Linked DNA regions of Homo sapiens: region 1 is linked to region 2. A link is a contact called in ENCODE Hi-C data. All regions are on one chromosome and are shown on one strand. Each heading gives the region's core, a stretch centred on a gene start or an enhancer-like site at or near the end of the contact. The rest is flanking DNA. Distances are from core to core; before and after follow the strand shown.

Region 1 (6,779 bases), core at 1,327-3,826, 350 kb before region 2:
TTAAGATACTGGCAGGTTTGGTGTCTGGCAAGGGCTGCTCTCTGTTTCAAAGATGGCGCCTTCTTGCTGCAGCCTCACGATGGAGGCAGCAGACAAGCTTCCTGGGCCTCCTTGATAAGCGTAGTAACCCTATTCATGAGGACTCTGCCCCTGTGACCAACTCACCTCCTATAGGCCCCCTGTCTTACTATTTATACATTGGTAATTAGGTTTCAACATATGAGTTTTAGAGGAGCACAGACATTCAGACCATAGCAAGTAACTAACAGTTCTTGTTGCCAAAAGCTGGAAAGGTGTTCCCGTGACAGATGATGAGCTCTTCTGATCAGGACAAGGATGTGGAAGAGAGAGATGGGCACCTGCCACAGAAGTGATGGAAAGCACTTCCGTGTGGGACAGGTGGCTAGTCCAGATGAACCTTGTGTGTCCTGTCTCATTCTTAAGACACAGTTCCATTCCACAAACACTTGAAGGCTTTCTCTATTTTTTCATACTTTGAGAGACACGAAATAGGAGCTTCAAACTACTGGGATTCCAAAATTCTAGTCAGTGCCGTGGCAAACCCTGCGCCCAGGACAGAGTCACCAATTTCAAATGCGGCCAATCCAGATCAGGGAGAATTGGACCATAAAGCAGTAGCAACCCTCTCCAGGAAGAAGGGAAAATATCAGTGCATGAAAGAATATTCATCTTGCCCTCACAATACCCCTGACGATGGCCTAGAGACTTTGACAGGTGCTGTTTTATTTGCCCTCACAACAGTTCTCTGGCAGTATCTTGTCCAAGGTCACAGAAAACAGAAGTGTCTGATAGAACAGATACACATGAATAACATTTGACAAGATAATGATACTTTGCGTTGCCTGGCACTGTCCTCCTTAAAGCCCGCCATGCAGATCTGTCCCTGACTCCTTGGCAAGCACCACTCTGTTCTGATAACTGGGCCTAGAGTTGCAGAGGGCCTTTGTTTCACCAATTCTCTGACTTAACCTTTTCTTTTTTTGTAAGAGGGGCGGTAAGGAAGAGAGGCCAATCCCACTTGGCAGGCATAGCCAAATTCTAAGCAACCAGCTTTTGTTTGTTTTAATTCTGTGCACACCAGAAAAATAGCTTCGATAAATGGGTCAAGTACAGATACCTCTATCCCTTGGCCAAGCCAAGGGATGTTTCAGACCTGCAGAAGGAGGGCCTCTCTTCAGGGTGCCTGACAAACGTGGTGCCATAACAAAATCCCCCCAGGAGATCTGGTCTTGAAGTCATCATGAAAAGATAAATAGGATAGAGGGAAAAAACGGAAGATTCTAATCACGCAATTTATTTTGTGGGGTACCAGAATTATCCCAATTTTTAAATATTTTAAAATGTTTGGTGAATGTACATAATGCCTCCGAATGGTACACTTCACTGTGGTTAAAATGGCAAATCTTATGTCTATTTTATCACAATTTTAAAATACCCCCACTGGGCGTGGTGGCTCCTGCCTGTAATCCCAGAACTTTGGGAGGCCATGCCATGAGGATCGCTTGAGCCCAGGAGTCCAAGATTGGCCTGGGCAACAGAGACCCTATCTCTACAAAAATATATATTTTTTTAATTAGGCAGGCTTGGTGGCATGCACCTGTGGTCCCAGCTACTCATGAGGCTGAGGTGAGAGCATTGCTTGAGCCCAGGAGGTCGAGGCTACAGTGAGCCGTGATCGTGCCACTGCACTCCAGCCTGGGAGACAGAGGGAGACTCTGTCTCAAACAAACAAAAAACAACAAACACAAAACAAAACAAAAAAAACTAAAAAAACAAAAACTCAGAAATAGGCAGCAGCAGCTAAAGATAAGCAGAACAACCATGTTCATGTTCATATTCATGTAAGAATGTATTTTGTTAATTGACTCCCTGAATTCAAAATACAGTGCATCCATGGCAAAAAAAAAAAAAAAAAAAAAAGTTTGGAAAATAACCTGTTTACTCACTGGAAATTTGAGGTTCAGATATTGCATGTGGGGTAGTTGTAATCATCTTTCTCTATTAGAGAGTTGAAGAAGAAAGAGTCTATCTAATTTTAAATAGTTATTTAGTTATTAATTATTTTGTGATGTCATTATGCTAATTGTGACAGCTGCTTTTGGCCTCACAGGGCTGGAAAACACCTTCCTAGTTCACCTGAAACTGACTAAATGTGGGTAACAAAAGGCAGACCGAAAACAAGCATTTGGAGTAGCCAGGAGCCTCAAGCTATCTTTTGAACAGTGTAACTATACATTCTTTGGGTGCCTGGAGTTACTGTTTTCCCTGATAAATGCAAAGCAGAGCAAAGACTTTAGTTCTTGTTTTAAACCTTCAACCCCAACCGTCGACAGTACCTTTTTTTTTTTGGCTTGATAATAAAATAATGAAACTGCAGTGAGTGAGGTTTCCTCCAAGCCAAGACAGCTGACAGAATGCTTGTTCCCGCAGCACTTGAAGTAAAATGATACGAGCTCTTCTCAGACAATGAAGCCCTTGTGTGAAACAGCTGTCTCAGGGAGATGGCTCAGTGCTATTTGACAGTGGCTTGTATGTTACATAGATACGTCTGGTATTATCTAACCGGGGATGAAACGACCAGATGGAGCTGAATGCCTCCAACTAGGAATGCAGTCTACCACTGTGGGGAAAGAACATAGGCTCAGGTTTCAATGGCCCTAAGATGAAATACCGGTGATTGTACTTCTAAATCTGTCTTTGCCTTCTGAATTGTAGACAACAAATACGTGGAATTTTCAGGCTTTATCTGAAACAAACTGATAAACCTAGAGCATGTGCCGGAGGCAGATTAATTCTTCCACTTTAATTTTGCCTGGTAATAGCATCCAAGCTAGTGAAACTTGGCCTTCAGTCCCCTAGAAGGCTTGGGACCCTTGGCAGCGAATGCGGGGCTGGTAATGACACCTGAAATGGGGTTTGCCTGGTTTCAGGTTTGGTTACGGAAACTGTGCACAGTCATTGTGATGGTCTATCGGTGCCATCACCCAGGGTTTATCCGCCTGGGATTGCCTCTGCTGTGTCTCTGCGGCCTGTGAAACAGTGGGTGGCAGACAAAGCTGTATCTGTGAGTTCTGCAATTCATCTGCCTCCAGCCCGTGTGTGTTTCTAAGTGGGGAGCAATGGCTGCATTCTAGCCTAGCTCCTTTCTGTTTTATTCTCATCTAACTCTTGCAATGAACCCTCAAAAGGTCCCTCCCACTCCACCACACACACAGACACACATACTTGCATGTCTCTTTTTGTAAGCTCCAGACAACCTGAAATTAGTGACCGCAGAGGAAGTGGCAGTAATGAAAAGGAAATCGGCTGTAATGTGCCATATGTTTAACCTTGAGAATGCTCCATTCATGCCGCTTTGCACAGCGCTGGTGCCAGAAGGCCATTAGACACCATCCTTTTGTGGATGTGCTTCTTGAGGGTGGTGTCTCCCAGCTCAGGAGGGCACGAAAGCATGAAGAGGTGAAGTGATGTGGTTAATTGGGGGCAGAACTGGGCCTGGAAACAGATCTGTTCCTAGGCCAGTGGTGTTTCTGTCATTCCAGAGATGGCAAAGAGAGGGACTGGCTCACGGAGCAAGACCTCCTATCATTTTCTCCAATAACTGTTTCTGTGAAATATAAATGCAATGGACTGGTGGGGCGCAGTGGCTCATGCCTATAATCCCAGCACTTTGGGAGGCCGAGGCAGGCAGATCACGAGGTCAGGAGTTGGAGACCAGCCTGGCCAACATGGTTGAAACTCCGTCTCTACTAAAAATACAAAAATTAGCTGGGCTTGGTGGTGCATGCATGTAATCCCAGCTACTCGGGAGGCTGAGGAAGGAGAACTGCTTGAACCCAGGAGGTGGAGGTTGCAGTGAGCCGAGATCACGCCACTGCACTCCAGCCTGGGTGACAGAGCAAAACTCCATGTCGAAAATAAATTAAAAAATAAATGCAATAAATGCAATGGACTTCAAATAAAATATACAGTTTTTTTCATTTAGATTACCTAGGGAAATAGAAACTAATTTCATTTCATCCAACTTTCAAAGGCTCAAAACTGTCTTTATCTATATGATGTATATGATGCTACCATTTCGTGGCTGATATAAGTCAAGATATTGATCCAAAGAATGACCATCTTCTACGAGTAAGGCTCCTGGAGGGGTTGGAACTGGGAAAAAAAAATTAAAATTAGCTGAGTTTTTGAAAAACTTGCTCTTTAAAAACAAAATAATGTTGTTGATTTTTTTTTTTTTCCCCCAGAACACTGTGGAAACTCTGGTGTTAGTCTATGGGAAAACTTCTACTAGAGAATCCATTCTTTATTCATTAGCCACCAAGTTTCAGCTAAAAACAAAACAAAACAAAAAAAGCACTGTTGTGCAATGCAGATCAGCAACTGCCAGTCAGGAATGAAACAGATCCACGTTTTCTATGGAGACGTTTTGTTGATGGCAGCTCCGGATCACAAGTGTGTCTGAGAAGCAGCTGCTGGGCAGTAGGTTGGGGAAATTTTTGCCGCAAGGACACACTCGTAAATGAGAATGTCTCCACATGGATAATCCCAATGCCATGAAATCACACAGACTCAGAATGACAAATCCACATGACTTTCATTTATTTATTTATTGAGACAGGGTCTCACAATGTTACCCAGTCTGGTCTTGAACTCCTAGGTTCAAGCGATCTGCCTGCCTCAGCCACTCAAAGTGCTGGGATTATAGGCAAGAGCCACTGTGCCTACCTGACTCGATATTTTTGAAATAAATTTTGTGTATATTTGAGGTTTATATGCTATTGAATACAGATAGAAAGTAAGTTGGTGACTATTATGAAGCAAATTAACATATCTGTCATCTCACATAGTTACTTTTTTTGTGAAAGAGCAGCTAAAGTCTACTTATTCCACAAGACGCCCTAATACAAGATAATTTTACTTAGCATAAGGTCCTCCAGTCCATCTATGTTGTGGCAAATGGCAGGAGCTCCTTCTTTTTTAGGGCTGAATAATATTCACTATATATATGTGGTATATATATACCACAATTTCTTTCTTTCTTTTTTTTTTAATTGAAACAAGGTCTCACTTTGTCACCAAGGCTGGAGTGCAGTGGTGTGATGATAGCTTACTGCAGACTTAACTGCCCAGGCTCAATCAGTTCTCCCACCTCAGTCTCCTGAGTAGCTGGGACCACAGATGTGTGCCATCAGACCCAACTAATTTTTTAAAAATTCTTATTTGTGGATACAAGATCTCACTATGTTGCCTGGGCTGGTCTTGAACACCTGGGCTCAAACATTCTTCCTGCCTTGGCCTCCAAAAATGCTGGGATTACAGAGAAGAGCAAATGCACCTGGCCTGTTGTTATGTTTCCTTTAGAGAAATGTCTGTTCAGATCTTTTGCCCATTTTTGTTTCTTCTGGTTTTGTTTGTTTGTTTTTGTTTTGTCTTGTTCAAACCCTGTGTCAAGGACCTTTGCCCTCCTTTTTTTTTTTTTTGAGACAGAGTCTTGCTCTGTCGCCCAGGCTGGAGTGCAGTGGCGCTATCTCAGCTCACTGCAAGCTCCGCCTTCTGAGTTCACACCATTCTCCTGCCTCAGCCTCCCAGTGTAGCTGGGACTACGGGCGCACGCCACCACGCCTGGCTAATTTTTTGTATTTTTAGTAGAGACGGGGTTTCACCGTGTTAGCCAGGATGGTCTCGATCTCCTGACCTCGTGATCCGCCCTCCTTGGCCTCCCAAAGTGCTGGGATTACAGGCGTGAGCCACCGCACCTGGTCGGACCTTTGCCCATTTTTAAATTGAGTTTTTTGGGGTTAGTTGCTTTCTTGCTATTGAGTTGTAAGAGTTCTTCATTAATTTTGGATTTATAGTCTGCAAACCTTATTGGTTATGTGGTTTGCAAATATTTTTTCCCGGGTTGTAGGATGCCTTTTTATTTTTATTTTTTTTAATTTTTTTTTTTCTTTGAGATGGAGCCTTGCTCTGTTGCCCAGGCTGGAGTGCGGTAGTGTGATCTTGGCTCACTGCAAACTCTGCCTCCCAGGTTCAAGTGATTCTCCTGCCTCAGCCTCCTGAGTAGCTGGGATTACAGGCATGCACCACCATGCCCGGCTAAATTTTTTTGTATTTTTTAGTAGAGACGGAGTTTCACCATGTTGGCCAGGCTGGTCTTGAACTGCTGACCTCAAGTGATCCACCTACCTCAGCGTCCCAAAGTGCTGGGATTACAGGCGTGAGCCACTGTGCCTGGCCTTTTTATTTTGCTGAGTGTTTCCTTTGATAACAGGAGCTTTTTCATTTTACACAGTCTCATTTATTTATTTTTGCTTTTGTAGCCTGATCTTTTGTTGTGATATCCAAAACATTATTGCCAAGGCTAATGTTGAGGAACCTTTCCCTTCCGTTTTCTTCTGGGAGTTGTGTGGTTTCTGGTCCTACACTTAGGCTATCCTTTTCCCATTGTATCCTCTTGGTGCCCTTGTCAAAAATTAGTTGACTGCAGCTGGGTGCAGTGGTTTACACCTATAATCCCAGCTCTTTGGAAGGCCGAGGTGGGCAGATCATCTGAGGTCATGGGTTTGAGACCAACCTGGCCAACATGGTGAAACCCCGTCTCTACTAAAAATACAAAAAATAGCCAGGAGTGGTGGTGGGCCCCTATAGTCCCAGCTACTTGGGAAGCTGAGGTGGGAGAATTGCCTGAACCCGGAAGGCGGAGGTTGCAGTTAGCCGAGATTGGGCCACTTCACTGCAGCCTGGGCGACAGAATG
Region 2 (7,701 bases), core at 3,074-5,573:
CTAGGGTACATGTGCACAACGTGCAGGTTTGTTACATATGTATACATGTGCCATGTTGGTGTACTGCACCCATCAACTCGTCATTTACATTAGGTATATCTCCCAATGCTATCCCTCCCCCTCCCCTCACCTCATGACAGGCATACTTTTTAAAGAGCAGGATTCATTTGGGTTTCTGGCCTGAAGCCTAGATTGAATTTGTCCATGGAAATCTTGATTGTAGCCTGCAGGAAGATCAGGAAAACTCATTGGAGCAATGTGTTGGTATCAGTGTGTACCTGTCATTCACTCACTCGGCACTCATGTTTTCATATCTATATGTTGGACACTGGACTAGATCCTCAAGCAAAGCATTTATAATACATGTTTAAAATTCTTCAGTTTCAGCCAGGCGCGAGGGCTCACGCCTGTAATCCCAGCTCTTTAGGAGGCCGAGTCGGGCGGATTACCTGAGGTCCAGAGTTCGAGACCAGCCTGGCCAACATGGTGAAACTCCATCTGTACTAAAAGTACAAAAATTAGCCGGGTGTGGTGGCAGGAACCTGTAGTACCAGCTACACAGGAGGCTGAGGCAGGAGAATTGCTTGAATCTGGGAGGTGGAAGTTGCAGTGAGTGAGATCGCACCACTGCGCTACAGCCTGGGGGACAGAGCAAGACCCTGTCTCAAAAAAAAAAAAAAAAAAAATTATTCAGTTTCACCCAAAGGTCGTTGTCAAATAGATACTTAAAGAAATGTGTCATTAAGCCCATTATAATAATTCAAAACCTAGGAATAAAATAGTTACAAAGGCAGAGATTCAGAAAACTCTTCTATTCTCACAAATTATGAGGGTTTGTAAATTTCATAATAGAATCATGCATTGAGTTTATTTTCAAGATTAGAATTATTAATCACATATTCAAATTTAGCAGTTACTACCATATTATCATAGAAAAAACAGCTTATATTTAAAATGGTTAACACAAATTATTTACAATTTACAACAGTTTTCCAACATAAGGATTTGGAGTTTTACTTTGGATTTTTCTTATTTACTTAATTCCAAAATCTATCCCAATGGGATCTCTCTCTCTCTCTCAATCTCTCTCAGATAGTTTTTAAAGTGGGTCTAGAGTGATTTACTCAAAACAGGTTGGATTATAAGCAGCAATCTCATTTGTGGTGAGATTCAGTATATTAAAGATCATCTTTGGCCGGGCGTGGTGGTTCATGCCTGTAATCCCAGCACTTTGGGGGCCGAAGCAGGCAGATCACCTGAGGTCAGGAGTTTGAGACCAGCCTGGCCAACATGGTGAAAGCCCATGTCTACTAAAAATACAAAAAGTAGCTGGACGTGGTGGCACGCTCCTATAGTCCCAGCTACTTGGGAGGCTGAGGCAGGGGAACCACTTGAACCCGGAAGGCGGAGGTTGCAGTGAGCACAGATCGTGCCACTGCTCTTCAGCCTGGGTGACAGAGTAAGTAAGACTCCGTCTCAAAAAAAAAAAAAAAGATCATCTCGGTGTGCATTATTTGTGGGTAGAAAATAATTTTTGTGAAGTCTTTTGCTTGATCATGCTTTACACTGCCAAAGAGCTTTTACTGTGACCCCATACTATAAACTCGGCCCAACATCCAAACTGACATTTGTCTGGGAGAATTGTGTGTTTTACACACATAAAGGAAATGTCACTGGAAAAACTTATAGTATACTGAAAGCTCATTAGCAATTCATAGACATTACATAAAAATGATAAGGGAGATAGTATACATCTGAATATTCACAGGGATTTAAGAAAGCTTTTGATATGTAATCCCAGGGTGTGGATTAACCTCCAAAATTAGCCGATGACTACTCAGCTTGGAATTTCATGTTCTAGAAATAACAAGCTGTGAAGTATATACAGAACAGGCCCCAAATCCTTCTTTTCTTCCCTGACTTAAAGCTAAAGATAGCCAGTCTCAAGTGACTGCAAACCTAAATGCCTCACTGGGTGGAATTCTTTGGAGAATAGAATCAAATACCTTTCTGACTTAATCCTTGACCACCGCTTTAAATGAAGAATTTCTCACATTGGTATCTGGAGCTCCAGAGAAAAGACTACAAGCTCTGCAGTCAAAGTGATGTGTGGTGTGTGTGTATTTTAAACCCATTTCTCTTGCCATGTGGTGATAATAGAAAAGTTGTTAGCTGGGGAAAAGGTATTAGGGTGCTAAATTGAGTAGTAATGGAAAGAAAGGATGGTGAAGCAACTATGGGAGCTGCAAAATAGTTTTTTATTTTATTTTTAAAAATTCATTTTTTACAGTCATGGAGTCTTGCCATGTTACCCAGCTGGTCTCGAACTCCTGGCCTCAAACGATCCTCCTGCTTCAGCCTCCCAAAGTTCTGGGATTACAGGCATGAACTGCCACTGCTGACCTGCAGAATACTTTGTAATGAAAATTTTATAGAGATATGAGCAATACTTTTGATCCGAAGCCGAATTGAGTGTCACTGAGTCATTTGGTCAAACAGCACATGTCACAGCCGTTGGTATCACAGCGCTTTTCTTAGGCAAAGAGGAACCACTGAAAACCCTCCAGCACAAGAAAGAGCAGAGCCAGAGTGAGCTTGAGTCCAGTGTGAAATTACCTAAACCAATTATAGAAGAAGAGCATGCCAATTAACATGTTCTACCCTGTACTTCATCTAAACGGGGAATGCGGGAGATTAGAAGTGGCCAGTGGATTTCTTTTTCCAGGCCATCTCTGATCAGATAGTCCTGTCTGCTCGAGCCATGTTGAGACAGCTGTCTGAAGCTGCTGGCAGGAAATAGCACTGCATCAACTTGCAGGGTCTTCTGTGTTTGGAGAAGGTTATGTTGCTGCACCTGCCACACAGCTGCGATTCTTAAGCCAGTCCCACCCTCTCCATTTCACATCTGAGGGAACTGAGACTGTCAACTTACTTTCTTCGTGTGCATTTATTTAAAATCATCCAACTTTGGGAGGCTGAGGCAGGGGGATCGCTTGAGCCCAGGAATTTGAGACCAACTTGAGCAACATAGTGAGACCTCATCGCTATTTATTTAAAATAAAATCATCCATATCATGACATATATGCTTGTCAGAACTCTGTTCTCTCAGACAAAAAATTATGAAGCTACAATTAATCTATTGCATTACGTGCTAATTCTGTTCAACCAAATTTAACCAATTCTGAGCGCCTGCTGTTTGCCCATGACTCATTCTTCCTCAGGAGTAGGAATAGAAGTAAATGTGGATCAGGCCAGGCACAGTGGCTCATGGCTGTAATCCTAGCATTTTGGGAGGCCGAGGTGGGAGGATTGCTTGAGCCCAGGAGTTTAAGACCAGCATAGGCAACATAGCAAGAGCCTGTCTCTACAAAAAATAGAAAAAATTAGCTGAGTGTGGTGGTGCACACTTGTAGTCCCAGCTACTTGGTAGTCTGAGGTGGGAAGATTGCTCGAGCCTGGGAGGTGGAGGTTGCAGGGAGCTATAATCACACCATTGCACTCCAGCATGGGAGACAGAGCGAGACACTGTCTCAAAAAAAAAAAGTAAATGTGGATCAGACACAATCCCAACCTCAAAGGTTTGGCAACATAATAGAAGAGACACATATCCAACCATAATTTTGATAAATGTTATATTTAGTAACTTGAAGCAAGGAACCCTGATGCAGAGAGGCAGGAACGATTCATACTGTGTCATATTTTAGGGAAGAGTTTATTGAAGAAGTTGCATTTGATCTGAATCTTGAAGGATGAGTTCGGGTTCTGTTATATGGAGGAGAGTGTTTGTTTGTTTTAAGTGTAGAAAATGAATAACGTGCTTTAGGGACGGAGGGGTGTATGTGTATGTGAGAGAGAGAGCTGGGGAAAGGAAGGAGCTGACTGAAGCCAGTATTCTTCCTTCCTCTCCCTTTCCATCATGTTCCCTACTCCCAAACCTCCTTATGATCGTGTCCACAAGTCTGAAGAAATGAAATGCAGACAGAACAATTGGAAAATGGAAGCATCATGTGGGTCAGCAGCCAGGCTGCCGGTTCAAATCCCTCCTCTGCTGTTCCTGGCTGTGTGACTGGGCAAGTTCCTGAAACCCCCATGCCTTGGTTTCTTCATCTGGAAAATGAGGTTAAAAACAGCACTATCTCATACGGTGGTTGTGAGAACTGAACTTACCAATGTATGCATAAAGCGCTTAGAGCATTGCCTGGCTCATAGTCAATTCTCTGTGTCAGCTATGTTAATCAGGGTTATTGACGTCATCTGTGCGTGCGAAGTGGGCTGTCTGAAAGGGAAACAAGTGAAACCCAGTTCCTCTTTTGGGCAGAAAATGGTTTAAGTAGAAAAGCCTGGTCCAGCACCATAGCCACTGGCTACTGAGAACATGAGGAAGTGGTGAAGAATCCAGGCGCCACGTACAGACCCAGAAGACAGGGTCCCAGGGAGAGGCCCGCCTGCGTAGTCCACTCTCCGAGGGCTGTGAGGCTTAACCAGATATGGAACAGTCAGAAAAAGGGAGGCTTTCAGCTCTTACTTGTCAGAAGTTTCCTTTCATGATTTATATTATAAATTCTTCCAAGGCAAGAGCCATGTTTGTTTATGACATTGAATAAAACACTTAAATATAATGATCGTTCAATACAATGATATTGCAGGCCGAGCATAGTGGCTCACACCTGTAATCCCAGCACTTTGGGAGGTCAAGGCAGGTGGATGACCTGAGGTCAGGGGTTCGAGATCAGCCTGACCAACATGGTGAAACCCCATCTGTACTAAAAATACAAAAAACTAGCCAGGCGTAGTGGCCGGTGCCTGTAATCCCAGCTACTGGGGAGGCTGAGGCAGGAGAATCACTTGAACCCGGGAGGTGGAGTTTGCAGTGAGCCAAGATGATGCCATTGCACTCCAGCCTGGGCAACAAGAGTGAAACTCTGTCTCAAATAATAATAATAATAATAATAATAATAATAATAATAATAATGATATTGCTTCTAACAACATGCAAGAATGTTAGCAGGAAGAATGTTTTGCTCTCATCCTACACAGATAGCCAGCAATAAAACCCCCAACAGAAAGCCTTCCTCTCTGTTACATCAATAGTGGTCAACTTTTTAAAAAGCTTATTTATGTATTTATTTGTTTTATTTATTTTTAAAAAGCTTATTTGTTTGTTTGTTTTATTTATTTTAAGACACGGTCTCACTCTGTTGCCCAGGCTGGAGTGCAGTGGTGCGATCATAGCTCACTGCAGCCTCAGCCTCTCAGGCTCAAGCTATTCTCCCACTGCAGCCTCCAAAGTAGTTGGGACTACAGGTTTACACTCAGCTAATTTTTTGTAGTTTTTGTAGATTCAGGGTCTTGCTTATTGCCCAGGCTGGTCACAAACTCCTGGCCTCAAGTGATTCTTCCACTTCAGCCTCCCAAAGTGCTGGGATTACAGGAATTACATGCATAAGCCACCATGCCTGGCCTAAAACCTTTTAAATTATAATATAACATGCACACAAAAAGTGTGCATATTATATACTGCAAATTTTTTTTTTTCGAGATGGAGTCTCACTCCGTCGCCCAGGCTGGAGTGCAGTGGCACAATCTCAGCTCACTGCAACCTCCGCCTCCTGGGTTCAAACAATTCTTGTGCCTGAGCCTCCTGAGTAGCTGGGATTACAGGTGTGTGCTACCATGCCTGGCTAATTTTTAGTATTACTAGTAGAGATGGTATTTCACCACGTTGGCCAGGCTGGTCTCAAACTCCTGACCTCAAGTGATTTGCCCGCCTCGGCTTCCCAAAGACTGCACACTTTTACAAATGAATTGCTTTAGTGAATTTTTGTAGATTGCACACACCCATGTAACTGACACCCAAATCAATAAACATTATTGACACCCAAGAAGCCTCCTTCTTGCGTCCCAACACACTACTGATTTCTAGTAGCATTAATTAGTTTTTTGTTTTTGTATTCTATATAAAAGCAATCATTCTGCTGTGCACTGTTTTGTAACTGGCTTTTTTCGGTAACTATGTTACATGATATTCAGCCATATTGCTGTGAATCGTCAACATTTTTCATGTAAGTTTATAGAGGAGGGGAAAGCACTTCATCAAGAAGTGTGATGTATTGCTGGTGCACTTCACGTAAGCCAATATGATTTACATTTATTTAATCGATGCTGCTGCTACCCTCAGTGCCCTGTTTACAGATGTTCCTGCAAGAACAAGAATTGTGTGTGTGTTTAATCATGAAGTTGTTTACACTTCAACTTACTTCATTTTGTTTCCATTCTGTTATAGGTATAAAAACCAGGTGCCAATAAATGTCCATGCAAACCCTGGAAAGTATATTATTGAGAGTCGATATGGGATGCACACTCTGGAGATTAATGGGTAAGAGAACATTAGTGTCCATGTGTTGCTCACCATTGCTCAGGGAGGCTTCTCACCCCTGCAGTTAACAGCCACTCTCCCCACTTCATCCCAATGCTGTGTGATCACACTGAGGGACATTCGTATACGGTGCTTCTCTGGGTGCACACCTGAAAGTGATATGTATGACTGATCCTTACCATACCCACACTACCTCCCAAAGTGATTTTATATTTGGATTCGGTCAAAGATGATGAGAAAAAAACCAATTTGCATGTTTTTATTTATCTTTTTATATACTTGGGAATTTTTCTTAGATGTAAGTAAGAAAAATATGTTGCATAAAGAGGCATTTATATTCAGTAATCATTTCAGAGTCCCAAATCAATATCATCATCACAGTCTCTTGTTTTTAATAACTAAAGGCCATGGAGATCCGGGTAGGTGGCATTGAATGTGGGCTAAACTTGGAGATAATGTTCTTTCCTTCAGCTTGCCAGGAACCATGGGAAAGTATGCACTCTGTCAATCTGTGTATGTGAAGCAGGCTAGACATTGAGATGTTTGAGCTTAAAGTAAAATCCAAAGCAAAATTTGAAAACGAAACCTACATCAAAATTCCTAAGTTCCCAAATGTTTATTTTGCCTCCCAAGATGATTTTGAAATTCAAACCTAATTAGGTCAATGAAAAGCTAAACAAGTTCCCAGAATTTTCAGTTTAGATAAAACCATGATGTGCCTAAGTGTCAAGGTGAAATTTATACCATTCATTCTCAGGAGACTTATAGCCTTCTCCTCAGATCAGAGGAGTTGGCCAAATGATGCTAGGACCCTGTGCCATTTGCCAGGCACTGACCCTGACCCAAAGTCAGGTCAGTTCTGCCAGTGGGTGGTTCTGCTAAAGCAACAGTGAGCTATGTGGTTACTTTCAAAATTAAGTAGTTATGAGAAGGGCAACTGTGTTTGCCTTGCTGGGGTTCTATTGATGTCTGTAAAATTTCAGCAAGAAAAAAAATTTACACAAATGAAACTAAACCCCGAGAAACAATGAAGAACACGAGAAACTGGTAATGATAAGACATAAAACAACCTGCTTTGAAACCTTAGCCTCTTCATCTCTCCATGAAACCATTCTCTCCCTAATGGTCCATTTTTATAAGAATTCCAGTTTCTGTATTATAACTTAGAAGAACATCCAAATGGCGCTTCTTGTGTGCTGTGAGCTGAAATTCCAAGTATGGCCTGAACCTTAGTGGAAATGAAGTGTAAATAACTTAGATGAGCTTTGAAGCTAGAACACATAGACCAACGTGGCTCAGGGAGGTTGTGGGAATCTACACGGAG

The links. Hi-C counts contacts between places; a loop is a spot of excess contacts on that map. Pooled maps may share reads with other maps.
Region 1: a map with no recorded cell type shows a loop between it and region 2 (6-fold over the local background). The contact joins two enhancer-like sites. A Hi-C loop is called at or near these places in 4 of 37 single-sample maps with no recorded cell type and 3 of 50 pooled maps.

What each region holds. Positions count from the first base shown.
Region 1 is chr18:3,522,573-3,529,351 of GRCh38, reverse strand. The region is part of intron 10 of DLGAP1 (DLG associated protein 1); the gene reads left to right. Among named protein-coding and RNA genes, the nearest start is that of GAPLINC, 60 kb to the right of the region's middle. RefSeq lists a silencer at 2,387-2,681 and an enhancer at 2,445-3,189. Within about 2 kb of position 2,576, at least 5 of the 41 ENCODE cell types and tissues checked have a DNase peak (open chromatin) inside an H3K27ac peak, as active enhancers do.
Region 2 is chr18:3,174,718-3,182,418 of GRCh38, reverse strand. It overlaps MYOM1 (myomesin 1), which reads left to right. Exons shown (of 38, transcript NM_003803.4): 6 at 6,285-6,377. Among named protein-coding and RNA genes, the nearest start is that of MYOM1, 41 kb to the left of the region's middle. RefSeq lists enhancers at 4,090-4,479, 4,500-4,619. Within about 2 kb of position 4,323, at least 14 of the 41 ENCODE cell types and tissues checked have a DNase peak (open chromatin) inside an H3K27ac peak, as active enhancers do.